Regions from separate parts of the Homo sapiens genome. Here region 2 is linked to region 1. Evidence: chromatin loops called from intact Hi-C (ENCODE). Cell type or tissue: A673. All regions are shown on one strand. Links, peaks and the distances in the headings refer to the core of each region. The heading gives the core; the rest is flanking DNA.

Region 1 (10,118 bases), core at 1,140-9,139:
CACAGTAGCAGATGTCCTCTAAATATTAAGGCACAGTAGAGAATAAGACATTTGTCATCCTGCCATCTCATTGTGCCAAGCTACAAGAGTAATGTTTTTGCCCTGTGTTTTTCCAAAGCAGGGCCTTTTCCAAAACAATTCAGGGTGATGACTACTTGAGTGCATTTTAATGTGTTTGCTAATGAATTTTCTTGATATTGGAAAATAACATTTTTCTTGTGTAATGTCCCCTCTCCTTTCTCTCAAAGGAGCCCACATTGCCATTTTTTTATTTTTTTATTTTTTCTTGGTCACAGAGAAGTCCATGCTAGTGAAGCAATTAAGGGCTCTTTCTAACCCATAAATCACCAACAAAATGGATATTCCAGTGCACCCATAGGGATTGGAGGGCTCATGTGAGGGAAGTTTGTAAATGACTCTGCATTTTAGGATTTCCATAGCCTTTCTGAGGCCCATTAAACTGATCAGTAGGTAGTAAGTGATGAGGCATAAGGCTGGGAGGTGGGGTGATGTAAAGAAAAAATTAAGAAATGAGACTGAGTCAGCCAAAGTGAAAATTTAGTTTGTAAGAGTTGGTGCCTCTTCAGACTTCTAAGCAACTTGAAGAAGGTAATCACCATTTTATTACTTTTATTATCTTCTTTATTTTTAGACTTTAACATAGTCAATAGTGGGTTGCAGTACCTTGCTAAGAGGGAGGAGAACCAACTTCATACATTAGTGTCATGCTAAAATATTCATTGGGAAAAATTAATATAGCATTTTATTTAGGGCTTTCAATGTGTATATCAAAGGAGAAACTAATCAGGGGAAATTCAGTCTATTCTTAAGTTGGTGGGGAATGATATTTTTTGATAGGGAGTTTTTCACACCTGTTAGATCATATAAATTCAGTGGATGCTTTTTTTCTCATGAAAAGTGAGGAAGCAGTAAACATTTAAAACATAGAATTTTTTTTCCTGTCATCCTTACACAGGGGCCATGCTAATCTTCTCTGTATCATTCCAACTATTAATTATTTTTAAGTGAAGTATTTAATACGCTGATGTTAAGGTTCGGTTCAATGACTTTTTTTTAAATTTTAGAGGTAGGGTCTCGTTCTGTCACCCAAGCTGAAGTACAGTGGAGTGATCATGGCTCACTGCAACCTCAATCCCCTAGGCTTAAGTGATTCTCCCACCTCAGCCTCCCAAGTATCTGGAGACACAGGCATACGTAGCCATACTGGGCTAATTTTTATTTTTTATTTTTGTCAAGCTATGTTGCCCAGGCTGGTCTTGAATTCCTGGCCTCAAGCAATCCTCCCACCTCAGCCTCCTGAGGCACTGGTATTACAAGCCTGAGCCAACATGCTTGGCCAACAGATTTCGATAATTGTACACATTAATGTAACTACCATCTAAAGTTCCAGAAAGTTGTCTCATCCTCTTGTCCCTTTCTAGTCAAACCCCCTTTCCTTCTCACTGAGGGAACCACTTTCTTTTTTTTTGAGGCTGGACTGCAGTGGCACAATCTCGGCTCACTGCAAGCTCCACCTCCTGGGTTCATGCCATTCTCCTGCCTCAGCCTCCCGAGGAGCTGGGACTACAGGTGCCCACCACCACACCAGGCTAATTGTTTGTATTTTTAGTAGAGATGGGGTTTCACCATGTTAGCCAGGATGGCCTCGATCTCCTGACTTCATGATCCACACACCTCGGCCTCCCAAAGTGCTGGGATTACAGGTGTGAGCTACTGCACCCTGCTGAGGGAACCACTTTCTAATCCTATCACCATAGATTAGTTTGCCTGCTCTGGGATTGCATGTAAATGGAGTCATACCGTATTTATTATTTTGCATCTGGTGTCTTTCACTCACCATGGTTCTAGATTCATCCTTTTTTTTTTTTTTTTTTGCATGTACCAGTGGCTCGTTCCTTTTATTGCTGAGTAGTATTCCTTTGTATGAATATATCACAATGTGTTTATCCAATCTCCTATTGCTGGACATTTGAGTTGTTTTCCATTTTTGGCTGTTATGAATACAAGTACTATGAGCATTCTTGTACAAAACTTTTTGCGGCCATATATTTCCATGTTTTGGGGGTATATACCTAGGAGTAGAATAGCTGGTAACTCTATGTTTAATCATTTGAGGACCTGCCAGACTGTTTTCCAAAGTGGCTGTACCACCTACATTCCTACCAGCAAGGTACAAGGGTTCTAATTTCTCCATATCCTTGCCAACACTTGTTGTTCATATTTTTTATTACAGCCATCCTAGGGGGTGTAAAGTTATATCTCATTGTGGTTTTGATTTGCATTTTCTTAATGATTAATGACGTTGAACATCTTTTCAAGAGTTTATTGGCTACTTGTACACCTTCTTTGGGGAAATGTCTATTCATAACATTTGCTCATTTTAAATTGGGTCATTTGTCTTTTTGTTGTTGAGTCCTAATTGATTCTTAACTTGGGTGAAATTGAATTGAGAGAGTCTGTTGTAACAGGTAAGCCTCTTGCAGTTGAAAGTAACAGAAAACCCAACCTACATTATTAGCTTAAGCATTAATGGAACTTGTTGTATCACAGAACTGAAAGTTCTTGGAGGTAGTTGTGGCTTCAAGAATGGCCTGGTCCAAAGCAAAAAAAAAAAAAAAAAAAAGAAAGAAAAAAAAAGGCTAGGGGTGGTGGCTCACACCTGTAACCCCAGCAGTTTGGGAGGCTAAGGTGGGCAGATCACATGAGGTCAGGAGTTTGAGACCAGCCTGGCCAACATGGTGAGACCCCATTTCTACTAAAAATACAAAAATTAGCCAGTCGTGGTGGCAGGCACCTGTAATCTCAACTACTCAGGAGGCTGAGGCACGAGAATCATTTGAACCCGGGAGGTAGAGGATGCAGTGAGCCGAGATCGTGCCATTGCACTCTAGCCTGGACAACAAGAGCGAAACTCTGTCTCAAAAAAAAAAGTGACACCAGAACCTGATTTCTTCCTTCTCCCCTCTTAGCTCTGTTTTCACTGTCTGAGCCCCATTCTTGGATAGGCCTCACCAATTAGAACAGCAAGATGGCTATAGCAGCTCCAGCCACACGTTCTTCCAGGTTCAGGCCCACAGGAGAAGAGTGCTTGCTCACAGAAGCACTGGCAAAAAGACTTACGGGTCCTGACTGATTACAGACCAATCCAAACTGCAGTGGCCAAGAGGAATAGGTACACTGATTTAGGGGGATTCACAGATCCCATTCCCGAAGCAATGGTTAGAGCCCACCCGAAACATGGATTCCAAGTCGGGGAAGAGAGAGAGTTATCCAGAGAGAAATTAGAATACATTTACCAAAATAGGAGGAAAAGGGATGTCGGGGATGTCAAAAACTAGCAAATGTCCACTACAGTGCTTCCCAACCACGGCCTCACTAAAAATCAACATGATTTTTATCTAAGCAACTAAGCAAAGAGGTGAGGCCACAGGGTAAAATACTATTATTGACACAGGAATATGGATAAAGGCAAGAGAATAGTTAGCCAGCAGTAAAATCATTAAAAAGTCACTAAATTTAGCATCTGAAGACCTGGCTCGAATCCTAGGTTTGCTACTTGCTAGCACTATGACCTTGGAAAAAATCACTTAACTTTACAAATCAATTTTTTTCTTTCTTTCTTTTTTCTTTCCTTTTTTGAGACAGGGTCTTACTCTGTCACCCAGGCTAGAGTGCACTGGCATGATCACAGCTCACTGTAGCCTCGACCTCCTAGGCTCAAGAAATGCTTCCAGCTCAGCCTCCCGAGTAGCTGTGACTATAGGTGCATACCACCATGCCTGGCTAATTTTTTATATTTTTTGTAGAGATGGGGTTTTGCCATGTTGCCCAGGCTACTCTTGTACTCCTGGACTCAAGCGATCCTCCTGCCTTGACCTCCCATAATGCTGGGATTACAGGCATGAGCCACCACACCCAGCCAAACCACATTTTTCTAAGCCATAAAACAGGGATTACCTCAAATTATCATTCCAGCATCATAGGTTGGTTCTAGAAATATAAACCTGTAAAAGTGCCTGGCACATAGAGGATATTCACTCTGAAATCCTGGGTCATAACTTTGTCTACATGCCTTCCATGTGATCCCACCCCAACGCTACTACCTATCCAGCCAGTGTTTGCTTTCCAGATGGGACTGCAGAGATTTCCACAGAAAATCTTTTGAACCATTACCTTATTGAGCCCCAAACTGTAATTTCAGCTATGTGATTAGAGCATTGTTCTATCAACACCGAGAATGGTTTCTGGCTGGAATGTCAGTGGAGCATGGTGAGCCAGACACAGGCAGTCCTTTGAACACAGCCTGGGGTATAAGACAGAGATGATCATCACAGTTGGAGATCTAGAAAATGTCCCTGGAGACCTCAGAATCCCACGGTTTGGCTTCCAGCAGTGAAAATGAGTGCCAGCTTCCCCTCTCAAAGCACGCTGCCCCCCTGGATTCTAGTTTGTTAGCTAATCCCTTCCTCCTCTAGAACAGGAAAGAAGGAAGGAAGGGTTTGGAACTGTTCCATTGGTAGCCCCAGAATTTCTACATAAGAAAAGCTTAGGGGCAGCCATCTGGCTGCTATGAGCTTCTAGAGGAGTTGCTTTTGAAATTGTTTGCATTTTAAATAAGAAGGTTTGGCCAGGTGCAGTGGCTCACACCTGTAATCCCAGCACTTTGGGAGGCAGAGGGCGGGCAGATCACCTGAGGCCAGGAGTTTGAGACCAACCTGGCCAACATGGTGAAACCTCATCTCTACTAAAAAATACAAAAATTAGCCAGGCATGGCGGAGTGCACCTCTGGAGCCAGAGGCAGGAGAATTGCTTGAACCTAGGAGGTAGAGGCTGCAGTGAGCTGAGATTGCGCCACTGCACTCTAGCCTGGGCAACAGAGTTAGGCAGTCTCAAAAAAATAAAAACCATTTTTTTTAAATAAGCAGGTTTCATTCAGATTGTATACTATTTGAGATGGCCTGGGTAGAGCTGGTTATCTGGAAACTTTTGGGGTTTTTTGTTTTTTTTAGATGGAGTATCACTCTGTTGCCCAGGCTGGAGTGCAGTGGTGCGATCTCGACTCACTGCAACCTCTGCCTCCTGGGTTCAAGCTATTCTCCTGGCTCAGTCTCTTGAGTAACTGGGACTACAGGTGCACACCACCACACCTGGCTAATTTACCACACCTGGCTAATTTTTTTTTTCTTTTAGTAGAGATGGGGTTTCACCATGTTGGCCAGGCTGACCTCAAGTGATCCGCCCATCTCAGCCTCCCAAAGTGCTGGGATTACAGGTGTGAGCCACTGCACCCAGCCAATTATCTCGAAACTTTGATCATCCTTGACATCACTGCCGACTGCCCTCCTCCAATTCCCTTGGTCTATCTCTGACTGATGCCGGCAGAAGAAGCAGAGCAAAATCTCCTTACATGTATTTTTGTTCCGCTTCCTGTCAATTTGGGTCCTCTAGGAAGCAGACAGGCACCAGGATGGGTTTATAAGTGAAAGCACTGGGTTGTAATAACTGTGAAAGGCAAAAGGAAGAGGGAGCTGGAGAGGGCAGGGAAAGCCTTAAAACCATGTTGCAGGTCTGAGGCTTGTAAAAGGAGAAGGGTAAGGAAGGATGATTGTGTGGGTGAATAGAGTCTCAGACTGTGGTGCAGCTCTGGAAATGTCCTGGTCAGCCTAATAGGGAGCTCTGGCACAAGGATTGCCCTCAAAAAAGTCCCACGTTGCATGGCAGTGGTCATGCCCTAGTACCCCTGCCATGCTCAGTCATTGGTAGAGGGCTGCCTGGGAGAAAGTGCTGCACCCTGGATGCTGGGGTGGATCCAGACTAGAAGCTGTCAGCGTTCTGCATTCCTTGCAGCAGGTTCTTTCTGGAAGGGAAGTCTGCGTGGCACGCTGCCACAGCTGGCACAACCCCAACAGCTGTCCAGCCATTCTGCTCTTACCTATAATCAAGCTCACAGAAGGGAAGTAGAGTGTTTTTGTGCTCCACAGAACTGCCTGAGCTCTTTTTATGATTCCTTTGGGTGAACCCTCAGTAAGTCAATCTATGCCTTAGGTTTCTTGTCTGAAATATTTCCTTTGCCTGGAACGCTTTTCCCTCAGCTACACTAATAACTCAATGCCTCATCTCCTTGAGGTCTCTGCTCATGTGTTGTCTCATCAGTGAGTCCTTCCCTGACTAATTAAAATAGCAATCCCCTCACAATTCTTATTCTCCTTCCCAGTGTTATTTTTCTCCATAGCACTTACCCTATCTAATTTTAAAAGTTTATTTATATATTTATCATCTGTCTCCTTTGATTAGAATATAATGGATGTCAAGTCAGGAGATTTTGTCTGCTGTTCTATCCCTAGCACCCAGAATAGTGACTAGCATATAGCAAATGCCATTAACTATGTGGCAAATGGAAGGAAGAAAGGAAGAAAGGAAGGAAGGGAGGGAGGGAGGGAGGGAGGGAGGGAGGGACTGGTATAACCACACAAATCATGTAAAAGTTGATAGATACCACTAATCCTTTCTCTTTCTGATGCAAACTTCTTATCTAAGAAGATCATCTAACCCCTTGAAGAGAGCAATTAAGTCATTGAAACTTATAAAAATGTGTCACTAAAAATTGGAACTTTAAGTCAAAGACAGAAAACTTATTTACTAATTGTATTCTTTTTATCAGATACCATGTTACATGTTTTTACATACGTTATCTGATTTAATCCTCCCAATAGCACTGAGATAAGGGTTATCATCCCTATTTTGTGGGCAAGGAGGGTGAGGCCCAAATAACATGGCCAATGTCACACACAACTGGAAGTATGGAATTTAAATTCAGATTTATCTGATAGCAACAAATAAGAAACAGACTTCAGTGCCAAATAAGAGGAAAGGAGCAAAATTAGCTCACCATTTGATAGTAAAAATATGAACAAAGTAAAAGAATCATTACAAAGGACAAAGGAAGGAATTACTTTTACTATGCAGGGGTCAAGGCTCAATATCAGTTACCCAATCCAATGAGGATACCATCTTCTTACAATAGTGGGTATTTATTTTTCCTTTTTTTTTTCTCCTGAGACAGGGTCTCACTCTGTCACCCAGGCTAGAGGGCAGTGGCATGATCATAGCTCACTGCAGCCTCAAACTCCAGGGCTCAGGTGATACTCCCATCTCAGCCTCTCAAGTAGCTGGGACTACGGACATGCACCACTGTGCCCAGCTAATTTTTTTTGTATTTTTTGTAGAGATGGGGTTTCACTATGTTGCCCAGGCTGGTCTTAAACTACTGAACTCAAGTGACCTGCCTGCCTCAGCCTCCCAAAGTGCTGGGATTACAGGCGTGAGCCAACACACCCAGCCTATTTTTCCTTTTAAAAGTCTGTTATGCAGAAATACCATTTGACCCAGCAATCCCATTACTGGGTATATACCCAAAGGAATACAAATCGTTCTATCATAAAGATATATTCACATGTATGTTCACTGCAGCACTACTCGCCATAGCAAATACTTGGAATCAACCTAAATGCCCATCATTGGTATTTGAAAATAAAATATGGTACATACACCATGGAGTACTATGCAGCCATAAAAAAGAATGAGATCATGTCCTTTGCAGGAACATGGATGGAGCTGGAGGCTATTATCCTTAACAAACTAATGAAGGAACAGAAAACTAGATACCACATGTTCTCACTTACAAGTGTGAGCTAAATGATGAGAACGCATGGACACATAGAGGGGAACAAGAGACACTGGGGCCTATTGGAGGGTAGAGAAAGAGGATCAGGAAGAATAACGAATGGGTACTGGGCTTAAGAGTGTGTAATGAAATAATCTGTACAACAAACCCCACAACACAAGTTTACCTACATAAGAAACTTGCACATGTACTTCTGAACTTAAAAGTTAAAAAGTTAAAAAAAAAAAAGTCTGTTATGGACTGTGTGTTCCCCCACACCAAAATCCGTGTTTTGAAGCCCTAATCCCCCATGTGATGGTATTAGGAGGTGAGGCTTTGGGGAAGTAATTAGGTTTAGCGAGATTATGAGGATGGAGCCCTTGGTGGGATTAGTGCCCTTATTAAAAGAGGAAGGGATACCAGCACTCTCTCTGCAATGTGTGAGGGCACAGCAAGAAGGTGGCCATCTGCAAACCAGGAAGAGAGCTCTCACAAGGAACTGAACCAGCTGGCATCTTGATCTTGGATTTCCCAGCCTCCAGAACTGTGAGAAATAAATTTCTGTTGTTTAAGCCACCTAGTCTACAATATTTTGTTATGGCAGCCCAAATAAACTGAGACAAAGTCTCAGAAACTCATAGACGTGTTGTATCAGAAACCATCCCTTAGAAGAGAAAGTTTCTCATTCTTGCAGTAAAAAGCCAATTAATAAATGGGAGGATAGAATTTGAAAATCATCAGTGAATGCTAAAACTAGTGGGTGAGTGTTTGATGAGGAACAGAATATTAACATAGTCCCCAAAACCTCCTGACAATTTTTTTTTTTTTTGAGACAGAGTCTCACCCTGTCACCCAGGCTGGAGTGCAGTGGTGCGATCTCTGCTCACTGCAACCTCCACCTCCCGGGTTCAAGTGATTCTCCTGCCTCAGCCTCCCAACTAGCTGGGATTACAGGTGCACACACCAGGCCCAGCTAATTTTTGTATTTTTAGTAGAGATGGGGTTTCACCATGTTGGCCAGGTTGGTCTTGAACTCCTGACCTCAGGTGATCCACCCACCTCTGCCTCCCAAAGTGCTGGGATTACAGGTGTGAGCCACCGCACCTGGCCTCAGTGACCAATTGTTTTTTAATTGCAAAAGAAAAAACGGTGGCCAGTGCAGTGGCTCATGCATGTGGTCCCAGGACTTTGGGGGGCAGAGGTGGGTGGAATGCTTAAGCCTAGGAGTTTAAGACCCCCCTAGACAACACGGCAACACCCCATCTCTACAAAAAATACAACAGCTAGCTGGGTGTGGGGGCGCACACCTGTAGTCCCAGCTACTCAGTAGGCTGAGGTGGGAGGATCAGTTGAGCCAGGGAGGGTGAGACTGAAGTGAGCCGAAATCAAGTCACTACACTCCAGCCTAGGCAACAGAGTGAGAGACCCTATCTCAAAAAAAAAAAAAAAAAAAAAGGAAAAATAGTCACTTTACAGTGGGGAAATATGGTGGATACCGCCTTAACCAGAGATCAAAGTACGTGATGTTCTAAGATAAAGCAGCATCATGTACTTTCTCATATAAAGTGCTGAGAAGGACAAAACACTACTTCTGTGGTATTTCTGCTCAAAATATACAACCTGAATGTGATCATTAGGCAAGTCAGAATACTTGTAGGAGTTATTTTGTAGAACATTCTACAAAATAACTGCCCTGTACTTTTTAAAAAATTTCAAGTAAGAGAAAGTCAATGAAAAGCTGAGGAACTCTTCCAGATTAAAGAAGATTACAGAGATGAGACAACCAAATGCACTGCATGGTCTAAGACTGGATTTGACCTGGGAAAGTCAAACAACTACAAAAAGACATTATTAGGGCAATTAATGGAATTTGTCCATGGACCCTGGATTAGATAACAGTATTGTATCAAAGTTAAATTTCTTGTTTTAATCATTTTGCTATGGTTATATAAGAGAATGTCCTTTTTTTCAGCAAATAATCTGAAGTGTTTAGGGGTCTCCTAACATCTCATGGCTCCAATTTACTCTAAAATTTTTTCAGAAAAAAATCATACACACATGCCAGAGACAGAGAGAGAATGATAAAGGAAATGAGCTAAAACAATTGATGATTCTGGGTTAAGGGCACACAGAATTTGAGACTGTATCAAAATTAAAAATTAAAGAAATGTGCTTTGTATCTCAAAGACCCTCTCTTGATGTTAACCTAGGGGCTGGAAAAACACAGATTTTTCTTTTTCTTTTTTTTTTTTTTTTTCTTGTGAGATGGGGTCTTGCTTTGCTGCCCAGACTTGAGTGCAGTGGCGCGATCTCAGCTCACTGCAACCTCTGCCTCCTGGGTTCAAGCAATTCTCCTGCCTCAGTTTCCCAAGTCGCTGGGACTACAGGCACGCACCACCACGCCCAGCTAATTTTTGTATTTTTAGTAGAGAC
Region 2 (10,118 bases), core at 620-8,619, 110 kb before region 1:
TCCTATGAACCAGACACTAATAGAACTGACTAATCATTCAATAGTTACAACATGATAAGCTTCGTATTAAGGAGAAAAATCAAACTGCAGAATAATACATATGGCAAGATTCCATTTGGGAGGGAGGGAGGGAGGAAGGGAGGAAGGAAGGAAAGAAGGAAGGAAGGAAGGAAGGAAGGAAGGAAGGAAGGAAGGAAGGAAAGAAGGGAGGGAGGGAGGGAGGGAGGGAGGGAGGAATTGAAAGGAAGTGTGTGGGAGCAAAAATAATCTTCTAACTCCATATAAGGGTGGATCAGACGAGGTTTCACAGAGAATGTCCTGGGGCTGGGATTTGCAGAAAAATAGATATTAAATAACAGAAATAGGTGGGACTGGAGATAGCACATTTCTGGCAGAAATAAGAGCACAAGTTTGAGAGCATGTAGTGGTCCTTTCACAAAGTGCACATTGGTGCACTGGAGGGTGCGTTGGGGGGTGAGTGGCCAGACATGGGGCTACAGCAGTGGACAGAGGCAGGCGTGGTCAACCCTCTAGACCATGCTGAGTAGCCAAGACTCTACAATGCAGGTTAGAGGAGGCCAGTGATTGTTGATTTTGAGAAAGACCAATGTCAGGTCATTTTGAGAGCAGCTGACAGAAGGCAGAGACCAGCAGTTTGGAAGCAACTGCAATGGTCCAAATAAAAGATGATGTTGAACCAAACACTATGAATCCCCTACCTCAGACAAGGGGCCAGGCACTAGGGATTCAAAAATAAACACGATCTACTCGCTGCCTTATGGAAAGTGAGGTTAAATGAAGAGGGAACAATTTTAATATAAGAGAATGACCATAGATGCTTCAAATAAAAGGTTTAAGTTAAACAATGGAATGCTTCTGACTCTAAACACTTTGAGAACTGCTAAAGAAAAAGCTAACACAAAGTTTAGAGGTTGTAAAGTCCCAAAACAACGAAATAAACAGCTGAGGAGAAAAGAACCTTTCTGAGACAGAACTATCCAAGGCTGACCTCTTTTATTAAGTGGTTGTAAGGATAACTGGGAAGTATCTGGGCAAATACATGGTTTTGTTTTGTTTTTTTGAGACAGAGTCTCATCTGTCACCCAGGCTGGAGCGCAGTGGCGTGATCTCAGCTCACTGCAACCTCTGCCTCTGGGGTTCAAGTGATTCTCCTGCCTCAGTCTCCTGAGTAGCTGGGATTACAGGTGTGCACCACCATGCCCGGCTAATTTTTGTATTTTTAGTAGAGATGGGGTTTCACCATGTTGGCCAGGCTGGTCTTGAACTCCTGACCTCAAGTGATCCACCCATCTCTGCCTCCCAAAGTGCTAGGATTACAGGCATGAGCCACTGTGCCCAGCCAAACACATGGTATTTAAAACACAACTATAACTATAGTATTGCAACTTGGGGAACGTGTGATGGGTGGGTCTTTCCTCAATACAAGATAAGGCACAACACTATTTAATAAAAAAAGCTCTCTGATTTTTTAAGTCTGATCCAACTTCAAATCCCACTTACTAGCTATGTGACCTTGAGTCAATTATTTTACCTGCCTCTCTTCACTATAAAATGAGAATAACCACATATATACCTTATAGGATTGTGAAGGTAAATGAGGCAGGATTCCCAGCTAAAATGGCAGATTGAACAGAAATACCCAATTTCACTCCCTTCTGAAACTCCACTAAAATATAGTACATATTTTTAAAATATATAAAGTAGTATAATAAATACAGCATGGCTTTTCTGTTTAAGACCAAATTCACAAATATGTAAGGGGAAAAGAAGAGGAGAAAACTACAACTTTGGAAACTGGAAAGTAGTTGGATATGTAAAAAAAAAATTGACTTCGATAATCCACAAATACTGAATCCCAAGCTGACAATGGCAAAAGCTGATAACCAAATTAACGTATACCACAGAAGTCTCCAAAGTCACAGGAACTGGAAGGAAGCACCAGTAACTGGGGTGAAGAAAGAGGGCCAGAGAAAGGTGTTTGAGAAAAAGAATCCCGTTGGCCACTCCTCTGCCCCAGCAAAAGTCTAGACCAGCACTGTCCAGTAAAATGGTCCACAATAATGGAAACGTTTTGTATCTGTGCTGTGTCCAGTACGGCAGCCAGTCACATGTGGCTACCAGGCATTTAAAAGATGGCTACTGTAACTGAGAAACCGATTTCTTAATTTTATTAAATGTTAATTTAAATTTAAGTGGCTACCATGTGGCTAGTGACTATTTTATTATAAGGAAACACATATCTAGAGGTTTAGTTTCTGGAAAGGATAAGACAAAGGGTCCTGTAACTAGAGATGTCAGGTGAAGCATGGGAACCTCTGGGCACGCAGAAAGACGGCATCTGCACACATGCTGAGTGCTGGGGGCCAGGATGCTACAGCCTTCACCCTCTTCCCTGCAGCTCCAGAAATGCTGGCAGCCAGTCCCTAGCCCTCCAGGTGAGAGACTGGAATACTGTCTTCTGAGGAATGTGACCATCTCACCAGGACTGACCTAAAGACACAGAGGCTGGGAGTTCCCCAATGAATGGCTCACTCTTAGTGACGTTCAAAGTTCACAAGCCCGAGGCACATGCTCAGCCTTCCTCCAAGTTTAATCATAAACAAACAGCCAAGGTAAACATATGTCTGAGGAAAGCCTCTAATGCAGACATGGAGATAGAAAAAAGCAACTCAGAGAAAACATTACACAGAGAGAAAACTTTAAAAATTAATGTCTTCAGAAAGATAAAAGAATACCTTTTATTTGTGAATCAAGAATAAAATGTTTCTTTTTTAAAGTAACATTTCAGAGAAAAAAGGAGCTCTCGAATATTAAAAAGATAATAACAGAAATGAAAACACAGCTGGGAAAGGGCCCTACGGAACTTCTAGGTTGATAGAAATGTTCTATATTTTGTTTAGGGTGGTAACTGCACAAGCCTATATGATTGTCAAAACAGCCAAAGGAACACTTAGCATTGATAAGCTTTGCTGTAGGTAAATAATATCTTAATTTTCAAAAGCTAAAAAGGTTGGAAGATAATGTTTAGGAAAAGGCCAGGCGCAGTGGCTCATGACTATAATCCCAGCATTTTGGGAGGCTGAGGCAGGGGGATCTCTTGAGGTCTGGAGTTCAAGATCACCCTGACCAACATAGTGAAACCCTGTCTCTGCTAAAAATACAAAAATTAGCCAGGTGTGGTGGCATGCATCTGTAGTCCCAGCTACTGAGGAGGCTGAGGTGGGAGAATCGCTTGAACCGGGAGGCAGAGGTTGCAGTGAGCCGAGATTCTGCCGCTGAACTCCATCCAGCCTGGGTGACAGAGTGAGACCCTTTCTCAAAAAAAAAAAAAAAAGTTTAGGAAATAGGTTAGAAAAGAACAGTTTGAAAATAGGAGAAAAGAGATAAGAAAATTAAAGGGGGCAATCCAGACAGTCACATGTCTGAATTCCTAAAGAAAAGACAAAGAAAGTGGAGGGGAGAAAATCATCAGCAAAACCATTTGAGAAAGATTTCCCAGAACCAAAGGCTACCAGTTGCCAGGTTGGAAAGGCCCATCAAAACAATGGAGAAAAAGACCTGTTTGGGGCATTCCTGGGAAATTTCATAACATTGGAAACAAGGGTCTATAAAGCTTCCAAAAGAGAATAAAACAGGCTACATTCAAAAGATCAAAAATTGAGAATATTCTCAGGCTTTTTAACAGCTGCACCAAGGAAAGAGACAGGCACCCAATGCCTGCAAAATTCTGAAGGGAAACAACTTCCAACCCAGAAGTCTATAACCAGCCAAATTATCAACGAAGTATGAAGGAAGAATCAAGATACAGTTAGACATCAAAGATCTCAAAAAACAAACTGCTATGCATCCTTCTGAAAATAACAGGAGACAGGCTCCAACACAGGAAATAAAGATTAAACAAAGAGGAAGTGAAGGGAACTCCCAGGAGCACAGAACAGAGCGGTCTCAACACAAAAGCTGTGGCCAGCCTCAGAGGATGACCAATCCCCATGTGAGCAGGGCAACTTGAGGGATACTTATGTTGAGGGCAGTCACTGCCAAGATCCCCGTAGACTGCATTGAGGGTAGAATGCCTGGGTGAGCCTGGACCAAATTCCTAATGGAATTTGGTTTTTCTTAATCATGCACTGATGAAATTCCTGTTCCCCTGCTGTGTCCTGCTGCCTGAATCAGCAGAAGACTATTTCACCCCGCAGAAGTATTCCATTTGGCCTATTCCTGAGAGCTGGACATAAGCCAGGGTGGAGCAGCACATTCCTCTTGACTCCACTCCTCCCAGGCTCCCAACAGCTGGGCCCACTGCAGTCTTCTAGGTACCTCCAACTATGAGAAGCCCTGTTTCCCACAACTCATTCATGATCTTTTCCACTGACTTTCCCAAAAGGGTCCCTGCAACCTCTCAACTCTGGATCCAGACTTGACCCAGAGTTTCTGTTCAGACACAGGGGTAATGAATTCAACCAGAGACCATGAAGCTCTTCTCCTGGGAGCCTTCATCTAGAGATGGCATCACTGCCCTTTCCTTATACACCTAGGTTTATGCTTGCTCTGGGGACATATACACTGGTAGAAAGGGCATGATTAATACCAAAGTGGGGGTGACTGTTACCTCTGAGGGAAGTGCAGTGGAGGGGACTACCAGGTGATTTCTAAGATACCAGTAATGTTCTCTTTCTTAACCTGAATGGTGGATACATAGGTATTTTTCTCTAACTATACACATACTGTTTACATAGTCTTCTCTATGTTGATACATTTTTCAATTTAAAAAGTTCCCTCCATAGAAAATTAAATATATTTAGAGACCCTAAGTAGATACTCATTAATTTTCAATTACTTTATTCTGAGATACTACTTAGTCAAGGGCCTGGCAGCTAAGCTAGTTCTCTCCTTTTAAATCAGATGCCCTTGCTGAAAACATGCTCCACCAGGTCCTTGGTCAGGCCAAGGAACTGAGTTTGATCCCCCTCTTTGTATTTAATGGAGCTAGAGGTACCAGAGCAGCACTGTATGTCTTGCATCTGGCATTTCAATCCAGATGTTAGTTGGGCCAGAAAGAATGACCCAGGGCCCTGGAATAAACTGGGTTCCAATGAGCAATACAAGTTCTACTCAGTGAATGTGGATTACAGTAAACTGAAGAAAGATGGTCCAGATTTCTAAATGAAATGTTTCACTATAAAGCTGCTTAGAATGAAGATCTTCCAGAAGCTAGCTGCACTATTTTCCACTTAACTAGGAAATATTTCTCCTTTAGATACATGAAATCATGTTGATATAATGTGTTGGAGATTACATTAACAAATAACTGAAACTTGAAAAAAAATCAATTACCTTATCCTCTCCAGTAATCAAATACTACGCTTCTTTAAAGACCATCTTGAATGGCAGCAACTTTTTTTTCGAAGAAGAAAAATTTATAAGTATCTCATAAACAATTCTCATATTGATTACATGTTGAAATAGGATATTAATTTCACCTGGCTCCTTTTACCTTTTTTTTTATTATTATACTTTAAGTTCTAGGGTACATGTGCACAACGTGCAGGTTTGTTACATAGGTATATATGTGCCATGTTGGTGTGCTGCACCTGTTAACTTGTCATTTACATTAAGTATATCTCCTAACGCTATCCCTCCCCACTTCCCCCACCCCACAACAGGCCCTGGTGTGTGATGTTGCTCTTCCTGTGTCCAAGTGTTCTCATTGTTCAATTCCCACCTATGAGTCAGAACATGCGGTGTTTGGTTTTTTGTCCTTGCGACAGTTTGCTGAGAGTGACGGTTTCCAGCTTCATCCATGTCCCTACAAAGGACATGAACTCATCGTTTTTTATGGTTGCATAGTATTCCATGGTGTATATGTGCCACAGTTTCTTAATCCAGTCTATCATTGATGGACATTTGGGTTGGTTCCAAGTCTTTGCTATTGTGAATAGTGCCGCTATAAACATACGTGTGCATGTGTCTTTATAGCAGCATGATTTATATTCCTTTGGGTATATACCCAGTAATGGGATGGCTGGGTCAAATGATATTTCTAGTTCTAGATCCCTGAGGAATCGCCACACTGTCTTCCACAATGGTTGAACTAGTTTAGTCTCACCAACAGTGTAAAAGTGTTCCTATTTCTCCACATCATCTTTCTAAAATTCTACCTAGGCAATAATCCCCTGGACTTTCATCATTTGCCAATTTGTGCCATTATTTACTTGTAATATATGTCTCCTTAGCTAGGTTGAAAACAGAAATGAACAAAAGCATGACTTTTCCTAATGAGTCTTTCAAGTAGCTACTATAAAAACAATAATGGTCCTAAGTCAAATGGGGTGGGGCCTGACGGACACCCTAGATCCTCTCAGGACAGAGTCGGGTTCTTGGATGAGGTCCTTCCATCACTTAGTGCCTTCTCACCTCCAGCACCTGCTAAGCACAGGGCCTGGCACAGAGTAAGAACTCAAATGTTTCTCAATAAATAATAAACGACATCAAAAGAAAAAAGTGCTAAGAATCAAGTGACAAATATGACCCAAGTAATTAATGAAAAAGTAGCTCCCTATTGAAAGTTAAAAATCACTATGATCATTTCTGGTTAAAGAATCAAACAAAATTTTTAAGCATAAAGAGGAGATGTAGTATTAAGGATAATCCTTGAAAAGTATTTCCAAATCTGAAATTGACGGAAACAGGGAAAAGTGGCTTACACAAAATGAACTGTAATTTAAATGGAATAAACAGGACAAGTGTGGTGGCACATGTGTCATCCTAGCACTTTGGGAGGCCAAGGCAGGTGGATCACTTGAGCCCAGGAATTCAAGACCAGCCTGGGCAACATGGCGAGACCTCATCTCTACATAAAACATAAAAATTAGCTGGGTGTGGTGGCACATACCTGTAGTCCCAGCTACTTGGGAGGCTGAGAACTACACGAGAATTGCTTAAGCCTAGGAAGCAGAGATTGGAAAGAGTCGAGATCATGCCACTGCACTCCTGCCTGGGCGACACAGCAAGACTCTGTCTTAAACTAATCCAAGACTAGACTACACTAGACCAAACTAAAATTAAATTAAATTAAATTAATGCTGGCAGTGGAAAATTTCTCATCCAGCACATATACACTGGAGACAGCATGGTGTGGACTGAATGAGTTCTAACCCTGCCTCTGCCAGAACCTAACCTTGGGCCTTGGATAATTCAAGGAACCCTTCTGGCCCTCAGTTTTCCCCACTGTAAAACAGGCAGGCAGAATAAATGACCATGAAGCTCCCTGAAGGCCAATAGGGTTATAGGAGTCCATATATTCCTGCTTACTGATTCACTGACTGAGTTAAGTATCAAGGCAGTACACAGGAACAGGTCCAGTGCAAAACTGTCCCTAATATCCTACTGATAGAAAAAATAAGAGACACAGTTTCCAATTCAGGTGCTTTTGTACAGTCTAAGTTCTAAAAGCTTTTTATAAATGCTATGCTTTAAGACAGTTAAATGTATCCAGTGACTTTTAACCTGAAAACTGCTAAAGCCAAGGAAAATAATGTAAGTTGAACTCATGCCCATTTCTATTATAATTCCATTTTTCAGAGTAACTCATAAGCGTGCATGACTCACACATCTGAATATGATGAGATGTTCCTTTATCATTTCATCTTCTATGCCAGTAATCCCACATTACAGAGTGCCAAACCCCTTTAATAAGTGTAGCATATGTTTCTACCACACTCCAAAATCCAGCACAAGACTGCTGCATTAGGGAAAAAATCTAAGTGAGGATTTCTGGGCTTTCGATCATAGGACCCCAAGTTAGTTGTCAAAAATATGACTCCCTCGCCTCTCCCTTTCTGCACAGCCACCTAGACTACTGATAACTGAAAGCATAACAACTATCCTTCAGGCTCATACAGACATTTAGACAGCCCTTTGAAGTGTACAAAGCACTTTCACATCTATTAACTTAACTGATTTCCAGTGACCTACTAGAGTATATAGTAGGTCACTGGAAATCATTTTACAGATAAAGAAACAGAGATTCAGAGAATTTAAGTGCCTTGCATAAGGCTATGCAGCTAGCAAGTGGCTGAACTGAGACAAGCACTCAGCTCATCTAAAACCAAAAACTGAGCTCTTCTCACCAAACTGATGTGTAACCTAGGGATAAGAAAATAAGTGGTTGAAATAAAACCTCTTAGAAATTGTTGTGATTATACTATTGGGAGTGGATCAACCTTTTATAAACAAGGCAGCTTCTCTATTCCCTTCTTAGTCCCTTTGTACAGTGAGTTTCTAGAGTGAGATGGCTTACCCATTTGGACTTGACTCCAGATATACCTCCTTTCCATTTCCAACCAAGAAGATAATTCTTGAACTCTGTCCTTGTAATATGAAATACCAGCTATAGCATGACTTCAGTCAACAACAGTAAAGAGAGATTAAGTAACTGGCTGCAAATCACAAAGTTGCACAAGCAGAGTAGATCGGCATAGGGACTTCAATCTTCTCCCGACAGATGGACATTTAGACATTCCATCACCCTTCCTGAGACACAGGGCTTGCAGCAGTTCTTTCAGTGACAAAAATTCCCTAAGCAGCCCACAGTGCTATTAGTTTCCTCATTTGATTGTTCTTATGGAAAAAAAAAACCACAACAACAACACTACTAAATGCCCCCCACCCCCCAGTTAGTTACTTGAGAACAACTAATCAGACCATCCCTGTACCCTGTATAAATAAAAACAAGGGTTTTTTTGCATTGACCTGATAATTTCATTGGTAGCTACAACTAACTACACAATAGTTGGAGGTAGAGAGATGCATTCTGTATCTTTACCTTTAATTATACAGTAAGGGCTGGAATCCCCTGTCAGTTCATTCAGCCAAGCTTACAAGAAGTCACAACGTGGGAATTTCCAAAGCCAGTCAAACATCAGGAGTATAAATGTCATGTACCTAGACTTCTCAGTTTATAAACACATTTTTTTTTAAAGCTGACTAGTAACAATATAAAAATATTCCCTCCTGTTCACCACTTCAAACATTTAGTATGATTTAGGTTTTTGGTTAACCATGCTTGTTGAATGCTTTAAGGTGCTAAATTACTAACTGGGCTGGAACTTTCTAACCATACCTCATTTAAATTCAATCATAGATTACATATCAAAAACTTAAATCTCCAAGTCTCGGCCAAATGAGATCTGCTTTATAATCTGAATAGAAAATGGTTGGTAAGTAAACAAGCTAATCATGAACACCATCTCTAGAGCAAAAATATCAAAAAGACCATAAGGAGTGGCTTTGACATCAGTCAAACCTGAGTTTAAATCCTGGCTCTGCCACTTATGAGCTCTGTGTGGTCCTGGACACTTGAGCTTCTAAGCCTTACATTTCTGCATCTCTAGTATCAATTCGCTCTCACCTAACTGTTGTCAAGGACCAACCACAGTGGAAATCATACGTTAGGTACTAAATAAAAAAGATACTTATTAGCTACTATAAAGTAAATTTGGAATACAAGCCAATGTGACTCTGTGGATAATAATAACTTGGAAAGTTGGGGTAGGAAACAATTGCAGGTTCTTTCCATTAACATTCTACTTACTACCCTTCAAGGCCCATCCCAATCCAACCTCCTCCTCCTCCACCACCTAGCTCCATCAATTGCAGCCTACAATGACTGACACGCAACATAATTAGCACTTCATTAAATATTGTATTGTGTTTCTGGGATCACTATTTGCTGGTCCTAACACCTATCTGTTTAAGGATACCTTAAGCAGAAAGGCTCTCTGCGTCTCTAACTTCCAGTCTCACTACCCCTTCATTATTCTAACTCATTATAAACTACACTGAGACCACAAGTGATTACACAATGCCATTTAATTAGAATTGTGCATGCTTGAAAATACAAAAATCACCCTTGGAACAGTTAACAGATAATTTTAGCTTATTAAACACACATTTTTTAACACTCCAAAACCACTTTGGTTCAGATCACATGGGGACATTTCCATTGGTTGCTGTGGTGACTATGTCACAAATTAGAGTCCCTCTGGCTAAGATTCTCAGGCCCAGGGTGCTGTGACTAAACCACTGTAACCACTTCA

The links. A loop is a pair of places that touch in the nucleus more often than their neighbours do. Peaks named below come from ENCODE experiments on the same cell type or tissue, not always from the same donor. Only the 100,000 strongest peaks of a DNase experiment are listed, where the experiment ranks them.
Region 2: it touches region 1 in a loop (2.7-fold over the local background); 1 of 110 quality-filtered maps calls a loop at or near these places.

What each region holds. Positions count from the first base shown.
Region 1 is chr1:65,022,037-65,032,154 of GRCh38, forward strand. It overlaps a transcript of JAK1 not described here and the pseudogene RNU6-1176P. Among named protein-coding and RNA genes, the nearest start is that of LINC01359, 25 kb to the left of the region's middle. RefSeq lists an enhancer at 3,959-4,776. In A673, for the core only: no CTCF peak of the experiment used is centred there; a DNase peak (open chromatin) is centred at 4,445; H3K27ac peaks cover 2,588 bases.
Region 2 is chr1:64,913,502-64,923,619 of GRCh38, forward strand. The region is part of intron 1 of JAK1 (Janus kinase 1); the gene reads right to left. It also overlaps the pseudogene LOC100130270. Among named protein-coding and RNA genes, the nearest start is that of JAK1, 48 kb to the right of the region's middle. RefSeq lists an enhancer at 2,405-2,699. In A673, for the core only: no CTCF peak of the experiment used is centred there; DNase peaks (open chromatin) are centred at 3,990 and 4,230; H3K4me3 peaks cover 992 bases; H3K27ac peaks cover 7,648 bases.